Regions from separate parts of the Homo sapiens genome. Here region 2 is linked to region 1. Evidence: chromatin loops called from intact Hi-C (ENCODE). Cell type or tissue: breast epithelium. All regions are shown on one strand. Each heading gives the region's core, and the rest is flanking DNA. Links, peaks and the distances in the headings are about the cores only.

Region 1 (10,848 bases), core at 3,452-8,451:
TCCCTTCTTTTACTCAAGTATTGTAGTGAAATATTTGGCATATTCTCCCCCTCTTCTCAGGAAAGATAAGAGTCAGTAGGGATGTTTTCCTGAAAATCTTTTAATCAAGGCCTTTGACCTCTTGCCTCCTCTCTCTTCCTGATTTACCCCATATAATGACTTTTTATTAGAGACATTATGTTCTAATACCTTAAAGCAGGAAGGGACCTATTTAGACTTTTCCTTTCTAGACCGTAAATAAACTTTATAAGCAGGGTGATTTTTTTTATAGCCTAAGTGAAAGAAAACTTATTGCCTGGGTTTCTGAAAAGTGGGTGTCTTTATTACATGAAACCATGTGACTAGTTTCTGTTGAAAGGGATACGTAGCTTGCTTAGGTTGTCATCTTGAGAATCTAGTCAAGTTTAGATTTTAGAAAATGTTTTCCAGTGAAGTTTTTTTTAGGGTCTCAGGTTTATTTTTTTCTTTATGTATTAGTTTTAAGATGGGCTTTACATTTTAGTAACATAATGTTCTCTTCTTAAAATATGTAGGTTAATTGTATAAATTATAAAATTTGCATAGATACAAAAACACAGAAAAAAACAAATTATCCATGATGCTACTGCCCAGAGGAATCTTTTTGATACTTTAGAGTATGTACTTTGGTTTTTTTTTGTTTTTTAGAGACGGAGTCTCGCTCTGTCACCCAGGCTGGAGTGCAGTGGCGTGATCTTGACTCACTGCAACCTCCGCCTACCGAGTTCAAATGATTCTCCTGCCTCAGCCTCTTGAGTAGCTGAGATTACAAACACGTGCCACCTTGCCCGTCTAATTTTTGTATTTTTAGTAGAGACGGGGTTTCGCCATGTTGGCCAGGCTGGTCTCAAACTGATGACCTCATGAAATCCGCCCACCTCAGCCTTCCAAAGTGCTGGGATTACAGGGGTGAGCCACCACGCCTGGCCTCAGTCTTCTTATTAAAAAATTTTTTTGGCCAGGTGTGGTGGCTCACCCCTGTAATCCCAGCACTTTGGGAGGCTGAAGTGGATGGATCCCGTGAGCTCAGGGCAACATGGCAAAACTCCATTTCTACAAAAACAAAAGTTAGCCAGGGATGGTTGTGTACCTGTGGTCTCAGCTACTCAGGAGGCTGAGGTGGGAGGATTCCTTGAGCCCAGGAGGTTGAGGCTGCAGTAAGCCATGATTGTGCCATTGCACTCCAGCTTGGGTGTCAGAGTGAGAGCCTGTCTCTTAAAAAAAAAAAAAAAAAAAAAAAAGAAAATAACTGGTTGTAGATAGTAAGTAGGAAAACTGCTAAGTACACCAGTTTTTTAAAAAATAACAGCTTTATTGAGATATAATTCATATGCCATACAGTTTAGTAACTTAAAGTATACAATTCAGTGGTTTTTTAGTATATTCGCAGTTATGCACCCATCACCATTATCAGTTTTATTATATTTTCATTTTTTTTCCTTTTCTCCCATTTGGAAAAGTAAGTTTTAATATATTTTTGTCATCCCCAGAAGAAATCATGTATCCATTAGCAGTCACTCCTTATTTCTGCCAACTTTCCCAGCCCTAGGCAGGAGGCCAGGAGTTTGATGCCAGCCTGGGCAACATGGCAAATCTACTCTCGTCTCTACAGATTTGTTTATTCTGGACATTTCTTATAAAGGGAATCATACATTATGACTGGCTTCCTTCGCTTAACATAGTGTTTTCAGGGTTCCTCCATGTTGTGGCATGCATCTGCCCTTGATTCCTTTTTATGGTTGAGTAATATTCTGTTGTGTAGATATACCCCAATACCACATTGTGTCTCTTCATCACTTGATGAACCTTTGGATTGTTTCTACTTTTTGTCTCATGAATACTGCTGCTGTGAGCATTCATGTATAAATTTTTTGTTTTTGTTTTTGAGATGGAGTTTCGCCCTTGTCTCCCAGGCTGGAGTGCAATGGCGTGATCTCGGCTCATTGCAACCTCCACCTCCTGGGTTGAAGCAAATCTCCTGCCTCAGCCTCCCCAATAGCTGGGATTACAGGCGCCTGCCACCACACCCAGTTAATTTTTATAGTTTTAGTAGAGACAGGGTTTCGCCATGTTGCCTGGGCTTGTCTCAAACTCCTGACCTCAGGTGATCCGCCCACCTCAGCCTCCCAAAGTGCTGGGATTACAGGCGTAAGCCACTATGCCTGGCTCTTGTGTCTAATTTTTTGTGTAGACATATGCTTGCTTTTATGTTGGGCCTATACCTAAGAATGTTATAGAATTGCTGGGTCATATGCGAACTCTACCTTTTGAGGCAGTACAATACTGTTTTCCAAAGTGGTTGTACCACCAGCAATGAATGAGGTTCAGCTTGTCCAAATCCTCACCAGCACTTCTATGTCTTTTTGATTATAGTCATCCTAGTGAGTGTGCAGTGTGGTATCTCATCGTGATTTTGATTTGTATTTACCTGGTGGCTAGTAATATTGAACATCCTTTCATGTGCTTATTGGCCGTTTGTATAGCTTCTTTGGAGAAACAAACCTGTTATCTTTTTCTTTTTACCTTCAAAATATTACTTATAAGGCCGGATGTGGTGGCTCACGCCTGTAATCCCAGCACTTTGGGAGGCTGAGGTGGGCAGATCACTTGAGGTCAGGAGTTCGAGACCAGCCTGGCCAACATGGCAAAACCCTGTCTCTACTAAAAATACGAAAATTAGCTGGGTGTGGTGGCACGTGCCTGTAATCCCAGCTACTCGGGAGGCTGAGGCAGGAGAATCGCTTGAACCCAGGAGGTGGAGGTTGCAGTGAGCCGAGATTGCGCCACTGCACTCCAGCCTGAGTGACAGAGCGAGACTCCATCTCAAAAAAAAAAAAAAAAAAGTGTGTGTGTGTCTGTGTGTATATATATGTGTGTGTGTGTATACATAAATAAATATAACTTTACAAAGGCAAAGTATAGAACAATGGTATGTTACCATTTCGAATGAAAATGGTATACAAAAGAATGCCTTTATCTTTTAGTTTCTATATTTAGCAGATATTTATTAAGCATCTACTATAGGGAGGTACTAGCCCAGACACTGGGAAAGTTGAGTAAAACAGTCATGTGTCCTGCTCTCGAGGAAACTGTAGCTGTTAATGGATTGCAGATTAAGAGCAAGAAATGAGGCTAGGCATGGTGACTCATGCCTGTAATCCCAGCACTTTGGGAGGCTGAGGTGGGTGGATCACTTGAGGCCAGGAGTTCAAGACTAGCCTGGCCAACATAGCAAAACCCTGTCTCTACTAAAAATACAAAAAATTAGCCAGGCATGGTGACAGGCGCCTGTAGTCCCAGCTACTCGGGAGGCTGAGGCAGGAGAATGGCGTGAACCCAGGAGGCGGAGCTTTCAGTGAGCCGAGATCTCACCACTGCACTCCAGCCTGGGTGACAGAGCAAGACTCAGTCTCAAAAAAAAAAAAAATAAAAATAACAAACACTGAAGTTAGATTTTAAAATCCAAATGAGGCCGGGCGCGGTGGCCCACGCCTGTCATCTTAGCACTTTGGGAGGCCAAGGTGGGTAGATCACCTGAGGTCAGGAGTTCGAGACCAGCCTGGCCAACATGGTGAAAGCCTGTCTCTACTAAAAATACAAAAACTAGCTGGGGGTGGTGGCAGGGGCCTGTAATCCCAGCTACTCGGGAGGCTGATGCAGGAGAATCGCTTGAACCTGGGAGGCAGAGGTTGCAGTGAGCTGAGATTGAGCCACTGCACTCCAACCTGGGCAACAGAGTGAGACTCTGTCTTGAAAAAAATTAAAATCCAAATGAAACCAATTCCTAGTTTCCACTTACAGCATCTAAGGTGGTTGTACAGAAACTATCTTATGGATTTGTGAGTAAATTTAGTAGACTGCTTCTCTTGAAATATAGGCTGGGCGTGGTGGCTCGTGCCTGTAATCCCAGCACTTTGGGAAGCCAAGGTGGGCAGATCACTTGAGGCCAGGAGTTTGAGACCAGCCTAGCCAACATGGTGAAACCCTGTCTCTACTAAAAATATAAAAATTAGCTGGGCGTGGTTGCGCATGCCTGTAATCCCAGCTACTCCAGAGGCTGAGGCGGAAGAATCGCTTGAACCTGGGTGGCAGTGGTTGCAGTGAACTGAGATCATGCCACTGTATTCCAGCCTGGGCAACAGAGCAAGACTCCATCTCAAAAAAAAAGAAAAAGAAAAGAAAAATATTATAGGCTGGGCGTGGTAACTCATGCCTGTAATCCCAGCACTCTGGGAGGCCAAGGCGGGCGGATCACCCGAGGCCAGGAGTTTGAGACCAGCCTGGCCAACATGGTGAAACCCTGTCTCTACAAAAATATAAAGATTAGCCGGGCATGGTTGTGCAGACCTGTAATCCTGGCTACTTGGGAGGCTGACGCAGGAGAATCACTTGAGCCTGGGAGGCGGAGGTTGCAGTGAGCCAAGATCGTGCCACCCTGGGTGACAGAGTGGAGACTCCATCTCAAAAAAATAATAAACAATAAAAAAAATATCAAGGTGCCCTGTAGTATTGTGAAAATAGAAACGTGGTTATAGGCCGGGCACAGTGGCTCATGCCTTTAATTCCAACACTTTGGGAGGCTGAGGCAGGAGGATCTCTTGAGCCCAGGAGTTCAAGACCAGCCTGGGCAACATAGTCTCTTAAAAACAGAATAGGCTGGGCGCGGTAGCTCACACCTGTAATCCCAGCACTTTGGGAGGCCGAGGTGGGTGGATCACGAGGTCAGGAGATCGAGACCATCCTGGCTAACACGGTGAAACCCTGTCTCCACTAAAAATACAAAAAATTAGCCTGGTGTGGTGGCAGGCGCCTGTAGTCCCAGCTACTCGGGAGGCTGAGGCAGAAGAATGGCGTGAACCTGGGAGGTAGAGGTTGCAGTGAGCTGAGATTGCACCACTGCACTCCAGCCTGGGCGACAGAGTGAGACTCCATCTCAAAAAAATATATAATAAAAAATAAAGAAATGTCTCAAAAAAATGTGGTTATTTGTCCATTGTCTCTCAAGACCTATAGCAACTATTAAACTTGCTCATTTGCAAAATAAAAACAAGAACCTTTTTTTTTTTTTTTTTGAGACGGAGTATCATTCTTATCGTCTAGGCCAGAGTGCAATGGTGTGAGCTCTGTAACCTCCGTCTCCCGGGTTCAAGTGATTGTCCTGCCTCAGCCTCCTGAGTAGCTGGGATTACAGGTGCCCGCCACCATGCCTGGCTAATTTTTGTATTTTTAGTAGAGATGGGGTTTCGCCATGTTAGTCAGGCTGGTCTTGAACTCCTGACCTCAGGTGATTTGCCTCGGCCTCCCAAAGTGCTGGCATTACAGGCAAGAAAGCTTTTATGAAAAGAAAAAAACCCAATCCAATATGAAAGACCTTGATTCTTCTAGGAGTTGTCTTTGTACCCTTTTCTTGTTCAGAGCAGTTTTGGTATGCTTTTGCTTTTGGTGTGGGCCATGTCTGACTGTTTAAGGGGCAGGCAACAATATGCCAACTTTTTTCCTTTGTGAAGAATGGAAAGGGAAATCAATTCTTTTTTTTTTTTTTTTTTTTTTTTTGAGACAGGGTCTCACCAAAAACCCTCCTTGTAGCACGTGTTCTCACTCTGTCTCAAGAAAAAAAAAAAACTCATCCAGGCTGGAGTGCAGTGGCACAATCACAGCTCACTGCAGCTTCAATCTCCTGGGCTCAGGTGATCCTCCTTCAGCCTCCCAGATAGCCTGGACTGCAGGCACGCGACACCATACCTGGCTAATTTTTTGTAGAGATGGAGTTTTGCCGTGTTGCCCAGGCTGGTTTTGAACTCCTGGGCTCAAGTGATCTTCCTGCCTCAGCCTCCCAAAGTGCTGAGATTGCAGGTGTGAACCACCTTGGCTGGGGAGGTCAGTTTTAACTTGCCTTGAGATTGACTCTTTGATCTCACTGCTGTATATAATAATTTAGAAACATTTATTCATCAGTTTACATTAGGGTCAGGAGCCTGGAGATTGGGGTTTTAGTCCTAGACTGTTAAGTAAGTATGACCTTGACAAGTGATTTCACTTTTTAGAATCAGTTTTCTTGTTGGTAAAATGAGAGAGTTGAACTAGATTGCTACAGTCTCTTCTGATTCTAACATTTTATGATGCTATATTAAGCACATTGCTTCTTTTTACACGTTAGTATAATTGACTGCTGCCGACCCATTAAGTAAGTTCTTCTGGGAGATACTAGAGAGGCCTAGTAATTTCAGCCCCTTTTAAGATCTGTGTCTTAAGCTAGTGGTATGTGTTAGAGTTACAAAGTCACAGGAATTTTGTAGAATTTTGTGTAAATGAACAAAATAACTCAAATTATTCAGCTTTCCATGTTCCCTTAAAACATTTTTTTTTTTTTTTGCAGATGGAGGAACATTGGGAGGCTCTTTATTTTCTGCGTGCTAAGTAGTAGGAATATAAATCTGCACTCAGACTGAGCTGTGCAAAGGCATTCATAATTGCAGGCAGTTGCATCAGAGCTCAGAGTTCCATCTCTAAAAAAAACATTGTCTTATGCCCCAACCTTCTCCCTGGGTTAGTTTTTAATCCTGTCCTTCCTTTTTAAAACTTCTCTAGGTACAACTTGTATTCTGTACTATGTCATACACACCTTAAGTTTTAAATACATATAATTTTCTTAAGCACAGAATAATTTTTCAAAGGGGTATGTCTACTCTTGACTTTGGAAAGATACCATAAACTTTGTATTTACTGTCAGTGTCTTATTGTGTGATATTCTCAAATCAACACTTAAGGTTAGCAGGCTAATTTTATAAATTGCTCTGTAAGGTTTGTCTCAGTTAGAAATTGGAAATAAAACTTCCTTGTAGCTCCTTTTGAATTAAGGGGCCAGTTAATTTTCTGATACTTACTGACTTGTGTCAGTCCTTTAGTGTCTGAATGGGCTTTTCACATTGATCCATTTATTTTTACTTGTTTGAGACAAGGTCTCACTCTGTGGGACCACAGGCACGCACCACCACGCCTGGCTAATTTTTGTATTTTTTGCAGAGACAGGGTTTCGCCATGTTTCCTAGGATGATCTCAAACTCCTGAGCTCAAAACTATCTGCCCACCTTGGCCTCCCAAAGTGTTGGGATTATGGGCGTGAGCCACTGAGCTGGCCGGCATTGACCTTTTAAATAAACAGTGATTACAATATTTACTCATCTTTCGTACTTTATCCTTAAAGATATGCTGTTTGCTTCCCGCCCCCCATCCCCCAGATGGAGTCTTGCTCTGTCACCCAGGCTGGAGTGCAGTGGTGCCATCTAGGCTCACTGCAACCTCTGCCTCCCGGATTCAAGCGATTCTCCTGCCTCAGCCTTCTGAGTAGCTGGGATTACCGGAGCTGCCGCCATGCCCGGCTAATTTTTGCATTTTAGTAGAGAGGGGGTTTCACCAAGTTGGCCAGGCTGGTCTTGAACGTCTGACCTCAGGTGATCCGCTCGCCTTGTCCTCCCAAAGTGCTGGGATTACGGCCGTGAGCAACCACACCCGGCTGCTGTTTCCTTTTTGTTTTTTTTTTTGAGATAGTGTGGTGGCATGATCTCTGCTCACTGCAACCTCTGCCTCCCTTGCTCAAGTGATTCTCTTGTCTCAGCCTCCCGAGTAGCTGGGATTATAGGTGTGTACCACCACACCTGGCTAATTTTTGTATTTTAGTAAAGATGGGGTTTTGCCATGTTGGCCAGGCTGGTCTTGAACTCTTCACCTCAGGTGATCTATCCGCCTTGGCCTCCCAAAGTGCTGGGATTACAGGTGTGAGCCACCGCGCCTGGCTGCTATTTGCTTTTTTAATCTTTGTGTTAATTTTAAAGCTGAGTCTGGCCTATTTAAAAAGTTATATATAATATATCGTGTATGAAGCATACATAAATACCCACATACTTAGAGAAATATCAGTGAAAATAGATCTTAGTGGTCCTAGCACAGTAAAGTGACAAAAGACTAAAAAAAACCTAGAGTTACGGCTCCTGGAATCCTTCTGACTTTTTTGACCATAGTACTTGCGAGAACGCGTCCCTTGTGAATCTAGGCAATGACGGCAACAGGAGCCATGCAGCAGTGACAGAACGTCTCATGGGATTACACAGGGGATGCAGATCAGTGAAGAAATATTGGTGCTTATAAATAGTCATGACAGGAATGGAAAAAAGGACAGGCTGAGTGACTTTAATATTCAATAAAACAAGTAATCTCATGTGAAAGGCATGTGTTTTTGAAGATGATGGAATGCTCTTATTCTGACACCTGACTCTAGAGGTGGTTTAAGTCAGTCCTATAGACAAGGCAGTGAACTTGATGGGGATATGTGGAACTGAATGGAAGAATGGAAGTGTGAACACATGGCACCATGTTGGTTTTTTTTTGTTTTGTTTTTTTTTTTTGAGATGGAGTCTCGCTCTGTCACCCGGGCTGGAGTGCAGTGGCGCGATCTTGGCTCACTGCAACCTCCGCCTCCCGGGTTCACACCATTCTGCCTCAGCCTCCTGAGTTGTTGGGACTACAGGCGCCCGCCACCATGCCAGGCTAATTTTTTTTTTTTGTATTTTTATTAGAGACAGGGTTTCACTGTGTTAGCCAGGATGGTCTTGATGGATCCGACCTCGTGATCCACCTGCCTCGGCCTCCCAAAGTGCTGGGATTACAGGCGTGAGCCACTGTACCTGGCCTTTGTTTTTTGTTTTCAGATGGAGTCTTGCTCTGTTGCCCAGGCTGGAGTGCTGTGGCGCAATCTTGGCTCACTGCAACCTCCACCTCCCCGGGTTCAAGCGATTCTCCTGCCTCAGACTCCTGAATAACTGGGATTACAGGAATGTGCCACCACTTCTAGCTAATTTTTATATTTTTAGTAGAGACAGGTTTCACCATGTTGGCCAGCCCGAAGGTCTCGAACTCCTAGCCTCAAGTGATTTACCCACCTTGGCCTCCCAAAGTACTGGGATTACAGGCGTCAGCCACTGCACCCGGCCTATTCTGTTACCTTTTAAATCAGCCTACTAGTTGATACTGAAACCAGTGTCTCCAGGCCCCTGCTTTATATTCTGTCCAGTGAATCTCGCTTGTTAGTGCACTGATTTGATACATTGGCCCTTCTGTGGCCTGCGCCCCAAACTGTGTTTGGTGGCGTCACACACATTTTCCCTGTGTTCAGGGCCAAGCTTTGGGAAGCCAGAGTCAACGATGCTCTTAGGTGTCTGTCACTTGTCCTCAGCTCGCGTAGACCGCTCACTCATGCGCTTACCGGGTATTCTACCTTGGAGTGCATGCTCCCTGCCTTCATGCCCTGTGGTTTGATTTTGAGTCACGGAACTGTTGTTAGGGCACACATTCTGAGCAGTCACACAGTGTCATCATGTCATCGGACCACTCTGTGTAAATGTGCACAAGGAGTGTTCTGTATCTTATTCGGAAGACTAACAAGTTTCCCAGGTGTTAGAATATGGGCCAATGAAACAGCTATATGCGGCTGGGCACGGTGGCTCATGTGGTAATCCCAACACTTTGGGAGGCCAAGGTGGGTGGTTCACCTGAGGTCAGGAGTTCAAGACCAGCTTGGCCAACATGGTGAAACCCTGTCTCTACTAAAAATAAAAAAAAATTAGCTGGGTGTGGTGACGGGTGCCTGTAATACCAGCTACTCAGGAGGCTGAGGCAGGAGAATCGCTTGAACCCAGGAGGCAGAGGTTGCAGTGAGTCGAGATCATGCCACTGCACTCCAGCCTGGGTACCAGAGTAAGACTCTGTGCCAAAAAAACAAACAGACCAAAAAAAAAAAAAAAAAAAACAAAACAAGAAATGATGTCTCCTACTGTATTGGCCTTAAATCTCCAGCCACAGGTTCCTTTCATGTGCTTTGAGACATACTTATTAAATTTTTCATCGGTAGCTCAGTCTCTGTACTGTATTTTGCTTTGAGTTTCATGTGGGTGTGTTTTCAAACTCTTTGTGCTGAGCTCTCGGTTTTACTGGGCAGTGCCTTGTGCTGCCAGCAGAGCTTCCTTATACATTATGTATCACCTGTCAAATAGATATTTTAAAGTTCCTCTTACTGTAAGTGCTATTTTTTCCTTTTCTATGCTAAGAACAATTAAATTATTCCTGGCTCGAGATTCAGGAGTTTTACATTTCTCTGCCCTTTTCCTCACATACATGTTGTAATGGAGCACAGAAGATGGATGTTGCATATCCAGGGGGGCCTGGGGTATTATCTGCTTGTTAGTTTTACTATCGATGCCAAGAGGAGAGCTGCTTGTTTTCTGCTTCCAGTATGTATTCTAGCCTGGTGGTGTCCTATGTAGTAGCCACGAGCCACATAATCACGTATTGAGCACGTGAAATGTGGTGAGTCCAAATTGAGGTGTGCTGTAAGTATAAAATACACTCTGGATTTCAAAGATCTATTATGAAAAAAGAATGTAAAATGTTAATAATTTTACGTTAATCACATTTGTTGTTGTTAGAGACGAGGTGATATTTGTTTTTTGAGACAGAGTCTTGGTCTGTCACCCAGGCTGGAATGTAGTGCTGCCACCCAGGCTGGAGTACAGTGGCGCTATCTCAGCTCACTGCAACCTCCGCCTCCTGGGTTCAAGCAATTCTCCTGCCTCAGCCTCCGGAGTAGGTGGGATTATAGGTGCCCACCACCACATCCGACTAATTTTTATATTTTTAGTAGAGATGGGGTTTCACCATGTTGGCCAGGCTGCTGTCAAACTCTTGACCTCAAGTGATCCATGTGCTTCGGTCTCCCAAAGTGCTGGGATTACAGGCATGAACCAGCACGCCCAGGCAGGAGATGAGGTCTTGCTCTGT
Region 2 (10,848 bases), core at 2,839-7,838, 250 kb before region 1:
CATGGTGGGAAATCTAAGGAAAAAAATCTAAAAAGGCAAAGTGGGGAGGGGCAATAATGAGAAAGAAAGGTCGAGAAACACTGAGCTAAAGACCAGTCTGTAATCTCTCTCTTTTTTTTTTTTGAGACAAGGTCTCGTTCTGTCACCCCAGCTGCAGTGTGGTGGCGTGATCACAGCTCACTGCAGCCTCGATGGCCTGAGCTCAAGTGATCCTCCCACCTCAGCCTCCTGAGAAGCTGGGACCACAGGCATGTACCACCATGCCCAGCTAATTTTTAATTATTTATAGTGTTGAAGTCTCATGTTGCCCACCCAGGCTGGTCTTGAACTCCTGGGCTCAAGCAATCCTCCCACTTTGACCTCCCAAAGTGCTGGGATTACAGGTATGAGCCACTGCACCCGGCCTTAGTCTGTATCTCAACACTGTAAAGATTGTTACCTTTAAAGCAAATACCTCAATAATTCAAGTCTTTAAAACAGTGAGGGGTCCAGCCACAGTGGCTCACATCTGTAATCCCAGCACTCTGGGAGACCGAGGTGGGCGGATCACTTGAGGCCAGGGGTTCGAGACCAATCTGAGTTTAGGAGTTTGAGACCAACTTGGCCAACATAGTGAAACCCCGTTGCTACTAAAAATACAAAAAATTAGCTGGGCACAGTGGCGTGTGCCTGTAATCCTAGCTACTTGCGGGCCTGAGGCACAAGAATTGCTTGAACCCGGGAGGTGGAGGTTGCAGTGAGTCGAGATTACGCCCCTCCACTCTAGCCTGAGTGACAGAGCAAGACTCTATCTCAAAAAAAATGAAAATAAAAAAAAAAGAGTTCGAGACCAGCCTGGCCAACACGTTGAAACCCTGTCTCTACTAAAAATACAAAAATTAAGGCCGGGCCCAGTGGCTCACGCCTGTAATGCCAGCACTTTGGGAAGCCAAGGTGGGCGGATCGCCTGAGGTCAGGAGTTCGAGACCAGCCTGGCCAACATGGTGAAACCCCATCTGTACTAAAAATCAAAAACTTAGCTGGGTATAGTGGCACATGCCTGTAGTCCCAGCTACTTGGGAGGCTGAGGCAGGAGAATCGCTTGAACCCAGGAGGCAGAGGTTGCAGTGAGCCAAGATCACGCCACTGCACTCCAGCCTGGGCGACAGAGCGAGACGCCGTCTCAAAAATAAATAAATGAATAAATAAATATAAATAAATAAATAAAAACGGTAAGGAAGGGATCTTGGCCCTTGAGGTAAATTGCCCCCTTGTCTCTCTCTAATCCAGGGTTTGGGGGAATGGTGTTCACTCACGGCCTGCAAAGCTTTGGGTTTAATTACTGTTTCTTGTCCAACATTTGTCTGATTTTGTGGGTTACTTGGGGCCCTCAGGGATGCAAGAAGCCAAGTGCACACTCAGGTGACCAAGGTGATGGAAGTTATAGAAGCAATCGTGGGCAAGCAAGAATGCTCTGGAAACTGTGGAGCCTCATGAAGAACTGGAACCGGTCTTTAATCAAGTCTCAGATACCATCTCTTAGAAGCTGTGTATCATTATTTCATAAACTATGAAGAAAGAAAAACAGGCCGGGCGCGGTGGCTCACGCCTGTAATCCCAGCACTTTGGGAGGCTGAGGGGGGTGGGTCACCTGTGGTCAGAAGTTTGAGACCAGCCTGGCTAACATGGTGAAACCCCATCTCTACTAAAAATACAAAAATTAGGCGGGCATGGTGGCACGCGCCTGTAATCCCAGCTACTCAGGAAGCTGAGACAGGAGAATTGCTTGAACCCGGGAGGCAGAAGTTGCAGTGAGTCAGGACTGTGCCATTGCACTCCAGCCTGGGTGACAGAGGGAGACAAAGGAAGGAAGGAAGGAAGGAAGGAAGGAAGGAGGGAGGGAGGGAGGGAGGGAGGGAAGGAAGGAGGGAAGGAAGGAGGGAAGGAAGGAAGGAAAGAAGGAAGGAAGGAAGGGAGGAAGGAAGGAGGGAAGGAAGGAGGGAGGGAGGGAGGGAGGGAAGGAAGGAGGGAAGGAAGGAAGGAAAGAAGGAAGGAAGGAAGGGAGGGAGTCCATCAGAAAGAAAGAAAGAGAAAGAATGAGAAAGGAAGAAAAAGAAGAAAGAAAGAAAATGCACACAATTTAACTATAATATACTTCTTTCTTATTGCTTCAAAATTTCATTTGACTCTTTTAGTCTCCAGTGTTTCTTTATTTCCTATATCAGTCTTGTGTATATATGAAAAGAAAGATATTATGGGAAATAGCATGGGGGTTCCTCAAAAAATTATAAATAGTACTACCATATGATCTAGAAAGCTCACTACTGAATGCATATCTGAAGGAAATGAAATCAGTATGTTGAAGAGATACCTGCACACCCATGTCTATTGCAGCATTCTTCATGACATTATCCACAGTCAAGATATAGGAGCTGGCCGGGCGCCGTGGCTCACGTTTGGGAGGCCGAGGTGAGAGGATTGCTTGAGGTCAGGAGTTCAAGACCAGCCTGGTCAACATAGCAAAAACCTCATCTTTACTAAAAATACAAAAATTAGTCAGGCATGGTGGCGGGTACCTGTAATCCCAGCTACTTGGGAGGCTGAGGCAGGAGAATTACTTGAACCCGGGAGGTGGAGGTTGCAGTGAGCCAAAATTGTGACACTGCACTCCAGCCTGGGTGACAGAGAGAGATGCTGTCTCCAAAAAAAAAAAAAAAAAAAAAAAGATATGGAATCAGCCTAGGTGTCAATCAGTGGATAAATGAAGAAAATGTGGTGTATACACAATGAAGTACTATTCAGCGTTTAAAAAGAAGGAAATCCTGTCATTTGCCACAACTTGAATGAACCTGGGTGACTTTATGTTAAGTGAAGTAAGCCAGACGCAGAAAGACAAATACTGCATGATCTCCCTTATATATGAATCTAAAAAAGTTGAACTCATAGAAGCAGAGGGTGGAATGGTGGTTACCGGGAGCTGGAGGTGGGTGGCTGGGTTGGGGAGAGGTTGATCAAAGGGTACAAATGTTCTGTTAGACAGGAGAAATAAATTCAAGAGATCCATTGTACAACATGGTGACTATAGTCAACAATGGCTGGGCACAGAGGCTTTGGAAAGCCAAGGCAGGAGAATCGTTTGAGGCCAGGAGTTCAAGATCAGACTGGGCAACATAGTAAGACCCCATTTCTATAATAAATGAATAAATAGTGTCAACAACAATGGATTGTGTCCTTGAAAATTGTTAAGAGTAGATTTTAGGTGTTCTCGCTACAAAAAAAGTCATGAGAGATAATGCATATGTTAATTAGCTCATTTTAGCCATTCCATAATGTATACATATTTCAAAACACCATGCTGTACACCATAAATATATACAATTTCTATCTCTCAATTAAAAAAATTTTTGTAAGTAAAAAGGCACCTGCAATCTCAGCTACTCAGGAAACCGAGGCAGGAAGATCGCTGAACCCAGGAGTTCGAGACCCTGTCTGTAAATAAGTAAATAAAGTAAAGAGGATGATGTAAGGGAAACCGGTGATTTACTCCTGCAACACCTCCACATTTTCAATCTGGCTTTCTGGTCTCTTTCCAGTGCACGCACTTTGAGGTTTGTGTTTTTCGCCTGCTGTTGTCCTCAGCTCCTGTCCTCTGGACAGGGGGTTCAGAGTCTCTACAAAATCTAATGGCCCTTGGCACAATTCCTATGCCGGCTCACCCATCATGCAGGAGAGCCTCCTCTGACTCCTCCTGTGAGAATGTTGCCAAACGCATCTGACCCTCGGATTCTTAGGAGTGAAAAGGGTCCCGCGGTGTTCCCAAAGCCACCAGCGCCTGCTCTGCCCGTGGGGATCACAACGCTCTAGGAGTTCACCTACCTGCGGGCAGTCCCAGCAACCTCAGGGCTGCCGCCCGACCAAAAGCAGCAAATAAGACATCGTCTGTTGTTAGACACATTCCAAAATGCCAAAATGCGGGGCGGGGGGCGGGGAAAGGTGCATCTTCAGATTGATGAAATGTGGTTGCTGGGCAACCACAGGCATTGGCACCATCCTCGTGGCACTGCTTCGTTGACTGTGCCTCTGACTTCTGACTTGGTTTCCTGCTCACCTCCTGGCTTTTCCTTACCCACAGTATCTACCACCTGTCCTCTTTCTGGCCTCTGCACAACTCCAGTGGCAGTGTCAATTTCTTATATGTTTCAAGTTCAGACTTCCATGAAGAGAAGACCCCACTGGATTGTTGCCACCGTCCAGCAATGCCCGTTCCCTGTGGGTGGGGGATAGGAGTCCAGTAGTCACTAGCCAACTGTAGGGAGTTGAAGGGTGGCTCCCCCAAAAGACATGTCCATATCCTAACCCCAGGAAGCTTACTTGTGAATGTGATTTCACTGGGAAAAAAGGGTCTTTGCCCATGATTACATTTCAGATCTCAAGATGAGGTCATCCTGGATTATCTGGATGGGCCCCAAATCCAATGACAAGTGTCTTTATAAGATACACAGAGGTCTCCAGGCATGGTGGCTCATGCCTGTAATCCCAGCATTTTGAGAAGCCAAGGCAGGAGGATCACCTGAGGTCAGGAGTTCAAGACGAGCTCAGCCAACATGATGATACCCCATCTCTACTAAAAATACAAAAGTTAGCTGGGTGTGGTGGTGGGCGCCTGTAATCCCAGTTACTCAGGAGGCTGAGGCAAGAGAATCGCTTGAACCCGGGAGGTGGAGGTTGCAGTGAGCTGAGATCCCGCCACCGCACTCCAGCCTGGGCAACGGAGCGAGACTCTGTCTCAAAAAAGAAAAGAAATAAAACACACAGAGGAGACACACAGAGAAGGTGATGTGAGGATAAAGGCAGAGATGGGAGTGATGCAGCTACCATCCAAAAACCTGGAGCCACCAGGAGCTGGAAGAGGCAAGAAATGATTCTCTCCTAGAACCTCTAGAGGGAGCGTGGCCCAACTGACCCCTTGTGTTTGGACTTATAAAATTCTGTGGTTTTTTGTTTGTTTTGAGATGGAGTTTCGCTCTGTCGCCCAGGCTGGAGTGCAGTGGCTCAATCTCAGCTCACTGCAATTTCTGCCTCTCGGGTTCAAGTGATTCTCCTGCCTCAGCCTCCCGAATATCTGGGATTACAGGCGCTCACCACCACACGCGGCTAATTTTTCATATTTTTAGTAGAGACGGGGTTTCACCACGTTGGCCAGGCTGGTCTCAAACTCCTGCCCTCAGGTGATCTGCCCACCTCGGCCTCCGAGAGTACTGGGATTACAGGTGTGAGCCCCCGAGCCTGGCCAGCTCTGCGGTTTTAAGCCACTAAGTGTGTGGTGATCTGTTTCAGTAGCTATAGGAAACTACATTCAGCTAGAGCATGTCCTTTTGAGCAAAGCTTTTGTACCAGGTCACTTCATGGGCTTCTGGCCAGCCTGTGGATGACTTTCCAGGCATGGATGACAGTAGCTGGTCCAGTCAACTGAAGCCAAATGGTCACATGACACCGTATTTGCGCCACAGATTTCTCTTCTGGCAATGCTGAGAAAGACTGACAGGAGGAACTGCGGTTAGATTTGTACAGCCTGCCCTTTCTTTGCCCTTTGTGGGCCGATAACAATCATTTACCCTCAAACATTATTTTTCCTATAAACATTAAGATAAAAACAAATGAGTTCTCACTGTGCTTTAGCGGTGTCCCTGGAATCTGTGCCTGGCCTCGCTTGCTCCTTGAAGGACCTCAGTGACGCTTCCCAGTCTGACACCCAGAGAAGGCGATGTGAAGATAATAAGTATTTCCCTTAAATACTTTCTTGTCACAAATAGCTGTCAGTTTTCCTTTTATTTTTTTGAACTCAGTACATATTTATCAAAATAATAAATGGGCTGGGCGCGGTGGCTCAGGCCTATAATCCCAGCACTTGGGAGGGCCAGGTGGGCAAATCACCTGAGGTCAGGAGTTCAAGACCAGCCTGACCAACATGGAGAAACCCCATCTCCACTAAAAATACAAAATTTCCATCCTGGCTAACATGGTGAAACCCCGTCTCTACTAAAAATACAAAAAATTAGCCAGGCGTGGTGGTGGGCACCTGTAGTCCCAGCTACTCGGGAGGCTGAGGCAGGAGAATGGCGTGAACCTGGGAGGCGGAGCTTGCAGTGAGCCGAGATCGCACCACTGCACTCCAGCCTGGGCGACAGAGCAACACTCCGTCTCAAAAAAAAAAAAAAAAACAACAACAAAATTAGCCAGGCATGGTGGCGTGTGCCTGTAATCCCAGCTACTCAGGAGTCTGAGGCAGGAGAATCGCTTGAACCCGGGAGGCAGAGGTTGCGGTGAGCCGAGATTGCACCATTGCACTCCAGCCTGGGCAACAAGAGTGAAACTCCATCTCAAAAAAAAAAAAAAAAAAGAATAAATGAAATGTCTCATAACAAAAGAAAATAGACACTGTTTAAAGGCTTGAGCTTTTTATAGAATATAAATGCACGAACTCTGCAGTTGATGGACTCAGTAGTGTGAGGCTGTTCTATGTCCTTGTGTACTTATTCCCATAAGCTATGTCCTAAAGATAGGTGGCTGCTGTGTCATTAAACTGCTGCAATTTTTTTTTCTTTGAGATAGAATCTCACTCTGTCACCCAAGCTGGAGTAGAGTGGCGCTATCTCGGCTCACTGAAACCTCTGCCTCCCGGGTTCAAGTGATTCTCCTGCCTCAGCTTCCCAAGTAGCTGGGATTACAGGTGTGCACCACCAGACCCGGCTAATTTTTGTATTTTTAGTAGAGATGGGGTTTTGCCATGTTGGCCAGGCTGGTCTCGAACTCCTGGCCTTAAGTGATCTGCCTACCTCAGCCACCCAAAGTGCTGGGATTGCAGGTGTGAGCCACCACATCTGGCCAATTTTTTTTAAATAGGTAAGAATTTACCTTAAAATTTTAATATGAATAGTAGTTTATGGATTGCAAAGGATATAAATTGTTCTCACCTGTTTATTACATATTAGAGCAGATAATATTATTTCCATCTTACAGATGCAAGTTCACAGAACTGGCAAGTAGCAAGGAGAAAAGAAAACTCTTATTTGAGACTTTCTTTTTTTTTTTGAGACGGAGTTTCGCTCTTGTTGACCAGGCTGGAGTGTGAGGCACGATCTCAGCTCACTGAAACCTCTGCCTTCTGGGTTCAAGTGGTTCTCCTGCCTCAGCCTCCCGAGTAGCTGGGATTACAGGTGCCTGCCACCATGCCTGGCTACTTTTTTGTATTTTAGTAGAGACGGGGTTTCACCATGTTAGCCAGGCTGGTCTCAAACTCCTGACCTCAGGTGATCCACCCACCTCGGCCTCCCAAAGTGCTGGGATTACAGGCGTGAGCCACCGTGCCCAGCTTTATTTTATTTATTTTATTTTTATTTTTTTGTGACAGAGTCTCACTCTGCTTCCCAGGGTGGAGTGCAGTGGCCTGATCTCAGCTCACTGCAACCTCTGCCTCCCAAGTTCAAGCGATTCTCCTGCCTCAGCCACCCAAGTAGCAGGAGTGCACCACCAGGCCCAGCTAATTTTGTATTATTATTATTTTTATAGTAGAGACGGGGTTTGCCGTTTCACCATGTTAGCCAGGCTGGTCTCAAACTCCTGACCTCAGGTGATCTGCATGCCTTGGCCTCCCAAAGTGCTGGGATTACAGGCACGAGCCACCATACCCAGCCACAAATGGGGGTCTTGAAATACACTCCCAGCATCTCTGCAAGGGCGTTACAAGGTAAAGCACACCCCATACCATTCAGGATCCTTCTTCTGATATTTCTCTTTTTTTATATTTATTTATTTTTTAGAGACAAGGTCTCACTCTGTCACCCAGGCTGGGAGGCAGTGGTGTGATCATGGCTCACTGCAGCCTTGACCTCCCAGGCTCAGACAATCTCTCCAACTCAGCCTTCCAAGAAGCTGGGACTACTGGTGCGTACCACCAAACTCATCTAATTTTTTATTTTTTATAGAGATGAGGTCTCACCATGTTGCCCAGGCTGGTCTCCAACTCCTGACCTCCTGATCCAAGTGATCCTCCTGCCTCAGCCTCCCAAAGTGCTGGTATTATAGGCATGCACCATTGTGCCAGACACCTCCTCCGATATTTCTTGAGCTTCCACTTCACACAGCCTTTATCCTCTTGCTGTTGGTCATGACTCTTGTTCCCACACTTCTTTATTAAGACAGATGTTTGCAGAATAAACACACCAATGAACAAAGACAGCTACACAACCCCTAAAGGGAAGGCTGCCTGGCTGCTGGAACAGACTAGATTACGCCCTTGAATGAAACACAAATTGCTCTAATAATGTTGGGGGAGGGGGTGGTCGACAGAGAACTCACCTAGCTGTGTCACCACCTTCTAGAAATGACCCTCCTCCAAGCGACAGTGTCATTCAGAGGTGACTGGGTGCCAATCCAGTACAGAAACTGAGTCTTGATCAGTTTAAGCCAGTCTTGGTAATATCACTCTCCTTGCCAAGACCACGCTGTAGGCATGGAGAAGTGACATCATTCTGGCCAGTAAGGTGTCGAGGAAGTCTTCCGGGGATGCTTTTCAGAAGATTTTCTTCACTTTTGAAAAGGACCTTTTGGTTTGGCAGTTCCTCAAAAAATTAAACATAGAATTATCATATGACCCAGCAATCCCACTTTTAGTCACATGCCCAAAAGAGTTGAAAACAGGTTACTCAAATACTTGCACAGGCCTGTACATAGCAGCAATATTCACCAGAGCAAAAAGGTGGAAGCAACCCAACAGCCCATCAACTGATGAATGAACAAAATATGGTGTCTGTGTACGACAGAATGTATTATTATTTGGTCATGAAATGGAATAAAGCACTGACACAAGCTGTCCCATGGAGGAACTTTGAAAACATGATGTCAAGTGAAAAAAGCCAGGTGCAAAAGGCCCCGCATGGTGTGACTCCATTTATATGAAATGTCCGGAATAAGCAAATACTTAGAAATCAGATGAGCTGAGAGTCGGGGAATGGGGAGGATTGTTTTTGATGGGTATGGGGTTTCCTTTGGGTGTGAAGAAAATGTTTTGGAACTAGATACAGGTGGTGGCTGCACAACATGGTGAAGGTACTAAATGCCACAGAATTTTTCACTTTATTTTATTTTTATTATTTTTTTTGGGACAGACTATTGCTCTTTTGCCCAGGCTGGAGTGAAATGGCGTGATCTTGGCTCACTGCAACCTCCACCTCCCCGGTTCAAGTGATTCTCCTGCCTCAACCTCCCGAGTAGCTGGGATTACAGGCACCCGACACCATGCCCGGCTAATTTTTTTGTATTTTTTTTTTTAGTAGAAACAGAGTTTTACCATGTTGGCCAGGCTAGACTCAAACTTCTGGATTCAAATGACTTGCCCGCCTTGGCCTCCCAAAGTGCTGGGGTTGGCCGGGCGCGGTGGCTCACACCTGTAATCCCAGCACTTTGGGAGGCTGAGGTGGGCAGATCACCTGAGGTTGGGAGTTCCAGACCAGCCTGACCAACATGGAGAAACCCCATCTCTACTAAAAATACAAAATTAGCCAGGCATGGTGGCACATGCCTGTAATCCCAACTACTCGGGAGGCTGAGGCAGGAGAATCGCTTAAACCCAGGAGGCAGAGGTTGCAGTGAGCCGAGATCGCACCATTGCACTCCAGCCTGGGCAACAAGAGTGAAACTACGTCTCAAAAAAAAAAAAAAAAAAAATGTGCTGGGATTACAGGCATGAGCCACCACACCCAGCTAATTATTTTGTATTTTTAGTAGAGATGGGGTTTCACCATGTTGGCCAGGCTTGTCTCGAACTCCTGACCTCAAGTAATTCGCCTGCCTTGGCCTCCACAAGTGCTGGGATTACAGATGTGAGCCACCACGCCCGGTCAGAATTGTTCACTTTAAAATGATTAGTTTTTCAAAAGGACGTGGCTGGAGATGAATTTTTTTTAAAAAATAAAAAGTTTAGTTTTATGTTATGTGAATTTCACCTCATTTGAAAAAAAAAGGATATTTGAAAATTCTTGCAAGGCCAGAAGGTTTGGAGTGGCTCAGCCTTTTTGCATTGTGAGGAGACAAGCAAAGAGCAAATCAGCATGTAGAGGATGGGGGATGAGATGGTAGACGGAGCTCGGCCATGTCATTGGCCTGTTCAGGGAACTCTGGACCTCTGATTAAGCAAGACGATAAATGATGTCTTTGCTTAAAGCCATTTCTAGCTGGGTTTTCCATTACTTGTAGCCAAAAACACCCTAACTGATACAGACTTCGAGGTTCTGAAAAAGCAAACCCAAGGTGTTAGTTTTATCCAATGGGAAGAAGAATCCCTAGACTGACAGTGGCCCTTTCACATCCCTGTGTATCCCTCGCTGGACAGAAATGATGACACAACATGTTGCTACAGCAAAAGCGAAAGAAATGAGCTTTTTCATCTTTTTTTGGTTGGAGGGGAGAGAGGGTCTTCGTAGCCCAGGCTGGAGTGCAGTGGCGCAATCATGGCTTCCTGCAGCCTCGTACTCCCCGCCTCAGCCTCCTGAGTAGCATGTACCACCACACCTGGTTAATTTTTTTTTTTTTTTTTTTTTGAGACAGAGTCTTGCTCTATCGCCCAGGCTGGAATGCAGTGGCGCGATCTCGGCTCACTGCAAGCTCTGCATCCCGGGTTCACGCTATTCTCCTGCCTCAGCCTCCCAAGTAGCTGGGAACACAGGCGCCTGCCACCACGCCTGGCTAATTGTTTTGTATTTTTTTAGTAGAGACGGGGTTTCACCATGTTAGCCAGGATGGTCTCGATCTCCTGACCTCGTGATCTGCCCGCCTCGGCCTCCCAAAGTGCTGGGATTACAGGCGTGAGCC

What was found. Peaks named below come from ENCODE experiments on the same cell type or tissue, not always from the same donor. Only the 100,000 strongest peaks of a DNase experiment are listed, where the experiment ranks them.
Region 2: a loop joins it to region 1, with 16 times the contacts of the local background. A loop is called at or near these places in 1 of 110 quality-filtered maps.

What each region holds. Positions count from the first base shown.
Region 1 is chr12:122,402,472-122,413,319 of GRCh38, reverse strand. All of the region lies in intron 1 of CLIP1 (CAP-Gly domain containing linker protein 1), which reads left to right. Among named protein-coding and RNA genes, the nearest start is that of CLIP1-AS1, 12 kb to the right of the region's middle. RefSeq lists an enhancer at 9,662-9,711. In breast epithelium, for the core only: no CTCF peak of the experiment used is centred there; no DNase peak of the experiment used is centred there.
Region 2 is chr12:122,654,386-122,665,233 of GRCh38, reverse strand. No RefSeq gene overlaps it. Among named protein-coding and RNA genes, the nearest start is that of MIR9902-1, 36 kb to the left of the region's middle. RefSeq lists an enhancer at 8,509-8,558. In breast epithelium, for the core only: no CTCF peak of the experiment used is centred there; a DNase peak (open chromatin) is centred at 5,423; H3K27ac peaks cover 540 bases.